2 separate regions of the Homo sapiens genome follow, and region 2 is linked to region 1. The links are chromatin contacts, found by Hi-C or POLR2A ChIA-PET in ENCODE. All regions are on one chromosome and are shown on one strand. Each heading gives the region's core, a stretch centred on a gene start or an enhancer-like site at or near the end of the contact. The rest is flanking DNA. Distances are from core to core; before and after follow the strand shown. Region 1 has its middle 110 kb from the start of GLI2. Region 2 has its middle 120 kb from the start of LINC01101.

Region 1 (3,483 bases), core at 224-2,723:
TGAGGCCATGTGGTTGAGTTCTGACTAGTGGGATACTAGTGGAAGTGTGCAAATTCTGATGCATTCTTAGAAGGAGGAGGCATGCTCTTCTGCTATCAGGTCTTGCTTCTGGAGAAAGGAGCAGGCTGAAATGCAAACATAATGGCTGGAGCTCCAGCAGCCATTTTGGACCCCAGGAAGCACCTTGGTCCAATGGGAGTCACACATGGGAGCAACAAGTAGAAGGAATGTGGGTCCCTCACACTATGGAGCACCACACCAGCCCTGGACGGACTACTTCTGGACTTCAAGAGCATGAGGAAAAATAAACTATTTTGTGTACGTGCTTACTACTCAAAGTATGCTCCAAGGACCGACAGCAATGGCATCTCCTGGGAGCTTGTTAGAAATGTACAATCTTGGGTCACACTCACACCTACTAAATCAATATCTACAGTTTAATAAGCTCCCAGTGATTTGTATGAACATTAGAGTTTGAGAAACACTGATTTAAGCCACTGTTATTGGCTGAACCTAATTCTAACTGACTGTGGCCATGACGGCCCTGCTGATGCTGGCAACTTGAGTCTCTCCTGTTATTCTTACAGTCTACTGAGGCTGCGGCTTCTGAGGAAGCCACCCGTGACTCAGGGGAGTCATTCTTCTGACAGTCCTTTCCTCATCCTGATCTTGCTGTACAGGACTCTGCGTGAAGAATGGACCCATTGAAAGCATTGGGAGAAATCAGGAGTCCCGAGGCTGTGTGTGGGTGTCTGTGCACATGAGTGGCTCTGTGTGGGCCTGCATGTGTGTGTGGAGAGGCTGGAGAGAGGAAGGGCGTGTGTTTACCCACTAGTTGTGTATGCCAATCTGTAAGGAAATAAGAAGAAGACAAGATGGGGACATCCAGCCTATGAAGAAATATGATTTAAATCAGATTGGCTCTGTGGTGAGCGCCTAACTGCGAGAATTCTGTGAAGCTAGGCATCTGGGAAGGTGCCATCATAAGAAACAGAACTGGGGACCTAAGTGGGGTGGGACAGGGATGCTGGCCCCTTCTGAGGATAGAGGCCATGTGGGCTGAGAGGCTGATGCTCCCCATCCATGGGTGTGGGAAGGCTGCCCGCTGGCACAGATCACGGATGTTAACATGCGGCCAGAGGGTAGGTGCAGAGCATGGTTTATGTGTGCTGGCCAGTGTTTCCATTGTCACTGGTGTTTCTACATCTCTCTCACCCTCTTTTGTCCCTCTTAGAAGAATTCCTTAACGCCTGATAGCCAGAAGGGCCCCCAGTTCCGAGAAATGTGGGAGGTGGTGAGGCTGGTGCTGTTTGTTTTCTTGCTGCTGGTGGCTATGCCAGCCTCCCCTTCTCTCTAGGAAGGGAGGGTAGCAGCCAGGGACCCAAGAGGTGATGTCATGCGACTGGCAGGTGTGGCAGCTGACCAAGGGGTTCTGGGATGGGTGCTTGTTTTCATGGGCAGTGATTGTAGTCACTCTTTGCTGGACAAACACACTCCCTGGACTCTGGCCCAGAAAAGCAATGCATAGCCAGGTGGGAAGGGCCAGCCCGCACCTGGTGACCCACACCCTGGGCAGATTCACAATTATAAATAATTGCAAGGCATTTTTCTGCCACAGAGGAAGTTGCTGTGTGACTTTGGGCAACTTACTTAATCTCTCTGGGCCTCAGTGTCCTCACCTGTAAGATGAAGATGATAATGTCTCCTTCTGGAGTTGTGAGGAGAACCTGAGTTAATAGATGTGAAGCACCTAGAAAGGTGACTGGCAACAGTAATCTTGGCAGTTTCTCCCAGTTGTTATTGATCACGGCCATTACTACTATTATTGCTAATATTCTTATTACAGCTAGTTCAGGGTCCTAGAGAAGTTGGAGGAGGGGCCTTCCATGTAGAGGGGCAGAGGGAAGGTAACGCTTTCCAGGAGGGCTGAAGATAAGCAGAAGTTTGCCAGGCAGAGAGAGGGGAGAGCATTGAGGTCCAGGGGATGGATGACATCTGCCAAGGCACGGAGGAACAAAGTTGTGGATCGGGAGGAGATCAGGCATGGCGGGGATAGAAAGGTCAGGGGCAGGCCAGGAGTGTGGGTGGGGCCTCATCCAGAACCTCTCTCCTCTTTGGATTTTCCAGACGGCCCAGCCTGGAGCCCTCTGCCCTCCTCAGCTGCACATGCCCTTGGTGAGGACTCTCTCGTGGTCTGGCTGCCCCTTGCCCTGTGCCTGCCTGGACCGAGAGCTCCAGAGGGCTCAGTGCTGCCGACCCTTTGTGGTCTGATTCTCTGCTGCAGCACGGGGCCTTGACGCCGGATACCTCCCTGAGGTTTTGTTAAATAAATCAGTGACTCTCCCTCTTGGTTCTACCAATCCCCCAGTACCTCCCCACCACCCACCTGCAATGCTCTGTCTACTTCCTCAGTTGCCCCAAATTTTCTAATTCTTCGGGACTCAACTGTCCTTTGCACAACATCCTCTGAGACGGCTCCAGACTCTCTCTGACCTCCCGTCCTCTCCTGTTCCATAACTGCTCTGAGCCTGGGCCTGCCCCAGGCTGCCCATGAGCACTTCCTTCCTTGTGTGGGCCCTGCAGTGGGTGGAAGCCTGGGCGCCAGCATCGGGCAGAGGAAGAAGCCTGCAGCCCTGGGGCCCTGCCTATGCAGCTCTTGTGCCCCCACCAAAGACTAAGCTTAAAGACCAGAAGGGCTAGAAGCTGTGAGGACAAGGTATTACTTTCCTTACAGCCCAGCGTCACTGTGCTTCAACACTGAGGCCTTGTTTGCATCCTCAAGCATTGACTACAGGTGGCTGTGGTCACAGTCCTGTTGCTGACTGCTGGGGCCCATCTGGGGCATGTGGCCACGCAACCTGGGCTTGTGCCAAAAGGGAGCATGTAGAGTCCTCCCAACCCACCAATTTCTGACTTATTCCTGTGCTTCCTGGGTAAGGTGTTTTGTTTTGCTTTTCAAATCCATCTCTGCTGGACTAATAACCCATAAACAGGACAAGAACCTTGTCTCAACTAACAACCTGCTGGGCTGAAAACAGCAGCCTCTGCAGGGCTAATTTGCTTGCTTCTGATGGACAGGCAAGTTTGTGCCGTGAGGACTGGGTGGTCTCAGGACAGGGCTTTGCCATCTGGTTGCTGTCACCAAGAGTGGGAGTGCTGTCATTGAGCTATGAGTCGGTGAGTCAGTGTCCCCTTCTCTCCTCTCTGCACTGGCGGCAAGACCCAGAGTCACAGTGGATGCTCGCGGGGGAGCTGGGATCCCAGCACTCACTCCTCATAGTTTCCTCTTCTGTCCAGGGCCATGGGAAGCAGTATCCACCTGGGCAGGCTACATTCCTGATGAGCCAAGATGGAGTTTCCGCCAGGAGGTTCCATCTAGAGGGGCTGCACTCTGAAGCCCATCGTTGTGTGCAGGGCAACTTACTTGAATGTTGAATCCTTAACAACATGGCAAGTGGATCAAATAGCTTTTGGTTATCAAAA
Region 2 (3,413 bases), core at 315-2,814, 36 kb after region 1:
TGCTGGCTCTACCACACGCTAGACATCTTGTGCCTAATTAGAATCCCAGAATGCTGGCGTGGAGAAGACAGACAAAAGCATCCAGTCCTGCTCCTTTGTGTACAGATGAAGAGGCTGGGCCTAGAGAGGGAGAGGGGCCCACCTGGGTCCCCCAGCAGGGTGGTGGTGGTGCTGGAAACAAGATGGACTCTTTCTGACTCCCTTGGTGGTGGTAATGGTGGGTGGCAGGACCTGGGCTGGGGTCACTGGGTCAAACTAGTGTCACCTGGCCCCTGGGAGCTACCTATCTGAAGCAGCTCCAGAAACTTAAATTTGCTAATTAATTTATAATTCCAGCCCTAAGCCATAAAATCAAACCACACACTGAGCTGTCCACAGTTGCCTGACAGCTGGCCTGTCTGATCCTGGCTGTCTGCTCACAAATTGGTATTAGTGGCACCAAGAGCAGATTAACATGGTGACCAGGCACCCAGAAACTTGATGCCACCCGCTGGGCTCACTAAAGCTGTCAGTCTCCCCAGCTGCTAAGCTGCCCAGGCACCCATGTCTCCCCAAGCTTGGGTTGCAGAGCAGTCCTGGGCCCAGCAAGGAGTAGGACCTTTCTCAGCCATCAAGTGATGCCACTGGTCAAATATAAGTTACAGGAGAGAAAAGCAGGGAGGCATTGCCAGGAAAGCAGTATTCAAATTTCAGAGTTTGCACAGGGCTTGAGAATCAGTGGGGACCATGGGCATTCATCATCCTAGCCAAAGCCCACACTGCAGAGCCAGAGAACTGAGCCCAGAGAGGAAAGAGCTGCGGTGGTGTCATCCGGTACAGGACTATAGCTCGGGCTCCCTCCCCGACAACCTAATGCTCTACCTGTTCCTCTGAGTGAGAATGCCGCTTTCCCATCATCTCTGCCAACCTGCGTTTTTCTTTTATGTATTTGTTCACCTCATCAACTCCTACCTCCTGAGCACCTACTACTGTGCCAGACACTGTACAAGGCCCTAGGATACAGGAAGCAATCATTGTGGGAAGAACTAGAAATATGAAGAGTCATTCTTGAGGTTAGTATGATATACATTAGTGAACAAAGGAAGGGAGGGCGGGAAAACATCCCAGACAGGATGAGCCACGACATGGGTTGCATTAGATAGGGTTGGAAAACACCACGGTACAGTGGTGTAAGCAAGGCATTTTCCCTCCTGTAAAATTCCAGGGCCAATATGATCACTCTGACCTGCAAAAGCCTTGGACACCCATGCTCCTTCTACCCACTACGTCTCTGGTCCTCATGGGTCAAGATGGTAACCAGGGCTCTAGCCATCAGGTCCGCACTCCAGGCAGCAGGATGAGAAGGACAAAGAAGAAGTGGGAAAATATATGTTCCCAGAAACACTTGTATAAGAACACTTAATGTCAAGAACTATAAAGGGTCTGAAATTTTACTCAACTTGAAAGGTAATGAGTTAGGCTCTTGAGAGGCTGGCAGAAGATGCCAGAACCATGAGTCAGAGACAAAGGATGTTATTCCTCACAGCACAGCAAACAGCATGTGTATCAGCATATTTGCGTCAGTTCCTTTTGCCCCAAGTCCCACAGAACAATGTGAGTGGGCCCAGATGGATCCTGTACTTGCAGTGAATTGCATTACAGGAGAGGAACCCTGAGCTTAGGGAACCTGGATCTTTTACAATGGGAAGCAAGCGTGCTTGCCCTTTGCTCCAGAGGGAGACGCTTGATCTTCCAAAGCTGTCTGCAATACAAACACCCATGAAAAGATAGGTCAATCAGTGCCTTACTCATAAGATGTGTAGAAATGCGAGAGACTCATGGGGAATTGTCTCCCAATATACAGCAGCTTTATTCATAATAGCTCCAAACTGGAAAGAGCCCAGACGTTCATCAACAGGAGAAGAGATATATTTATGCAATGGACCATATTTGTGCAATAGCCATCTTAATGGGTGTGAAATGGTATCTCATTGTGGTTTTGATTTGCGTTTCCCTAAAGATGGGTGATGGGTGTCTTTTCACGTGCTTGCTGGCCATTTGTATATCTTCTTTGGAGAAATGCCTAAGTCCTTTGCCCCATTTTTTAATCAGGTTGTGTTGTTGTGTTAATTATAGAAGGTTTTAACCAGGGTGGTAACTTAGATTTACGTGTTTGGAAGATTCCTGTGGTGCCCTATCTGGAGTGTGAATTGAAGGCAAGAGTGAGAGTAGCATGATCAGGGCGGAAGCCGCTGCAATGATCCAAAGATGATTGATAGTCTTCACCAAAAGAGAACCACAGAAATGGAAAGGAAGGGATTGGGGAGAGAGGCATTAAGGAGCAAGAATGGGCAGGCTTGATGAGCGCATGGCAAGGGTGGGGAGAGAGGGGAAAAGTCAGGGCTGTCCAGGCAGTTGACTGACGACCAAGTACATCACCATAGAGAGGGCATCCTATAGGAAAAATTTGCAAACCCTCCTCTGGTAACCCCTGTCCCCATGAACTCCTACAGAAGCAGCTGCACGGGACCAGCATCTTCAACTTTTCCTGTTTGGTGATTTTGCTAAAATATCTCACCTAGCTCTGAGCACTCCCTGTTCACCTACCTCTCCCTCCCATCCCTCCATCACGTCTGGACACCTGATGCCCCTTATCTCTTGGCCCCAGTGCACGTGGGTTATCCAAATCTTCAGTTCCAGGCTCATGTCTGTCCTCACAGATTGACAACCTTCAGAAATGTCTCCAGCTTTTGGACCCTGGCTCCCTGGACTGCTCTTGACTTTGCCTGCTGCCCAGGTTTGGGGTCTACTTGCGTAGTGGGTATCGATTGGGGTGGGTGTCCAGCTGATGGGAGTGTGTCCAGTATGTGACCTGCCCCTAGCCACTGCCAATTAGCCCAGGATGGGGCCACTTGAACCAGGCTGAGCCAAGCAGAAGCCTTTACAATTCCCCATGCACAGACTGTCCCCAGACCAAGAGAAGCCAGAGACTCCGGTGTCCAGCTGGAACTAGAGCCGGCACCCCCAGTGCCAGCCCTGGCCACCTCTGCCTTGTCTCCATCCCTCCCGCTTTGCTCCACACACCCCCCTCCCTGGCCTCCTTATGCTGCAGCCTCAAGACCATTGCCTCTTCCTGGAAGTCTCTCTCACCTCCCTCAGGTCTCTGCTCAGGTGTCACCTCCTTCGAGGGGCCATTCCTGTCGCCCTGCTGGCTTCTCCTGGAGGTGCTCTCGCTGGTGTCCTAAGAGGCCAAAATCTCTTGTTTTGTTCCCTGTGGAACCGTCTGAGTCTAGAAGAGTGCAGGTGCACAGTGGGTCCTGTTACATTTCTGGAATTCAGGGAGAATGAGTAAGGATGGTGCAGTAGTAGCGAGACTCACAGAACTCTGCCTGCAGGGGCCATTTTCCCCAGCGAAGAGAGCTGCCCAGTGAAAT

Evidence for each region. A loop is a pair of places that touch in the nucleus more often than their neighbours do. ChIA-PET counts read pairs that join two places held with the same protein, here RNA polymerase II (POLR2A).
Region 2: a map of mammary epithelial cell shows a loop between it and region 1 (1.8-fold over the local background). The contact joins two enhancer-like sites. A Hi-C loop is called at or near these places in 1 of 168 maps with a recorded cell type or tissue (mammary epithelial cell). POLR2A ChIA-PET finds 5 or more read pairs at or near these places in 5 of 52 experiments (AG04450, Caco-2, HEK293 and 2 more).

Annotation. Positions count from the first base shown.
Region 1 is chr2:120,623,966-120,627,448 of GRCh38, reverse strand. No RefSeq gene overlaps it. Among named protein-coding and RNA genes, the nearest start is that of GLI2, 110 kb to the left of the region's middle. Within about 2 kb of position 1,473, at least 8 of the 41 ENCODE cell types and tissues checked have a DNase peak (open chromatin) inside an H3K27ac peak, as active enhancers do.
Region 2 is chr2:120,588,107-120,591,519 of GRCh38, reverse strand. No RefSeq gene overlaps it. Among named protein-coding and RNA genes, the nearest start is that of LINC01101, 120 kb to the right of the region's middle. RefSeq lists an enhancer at 2,503-3,396. Within about 2 kb of position 1,564, at least 3 of the 41 ENCODE cell types and tissues checked have a DNase peak (open chromatin) inside an H3K27ac peak, as active enhancers do.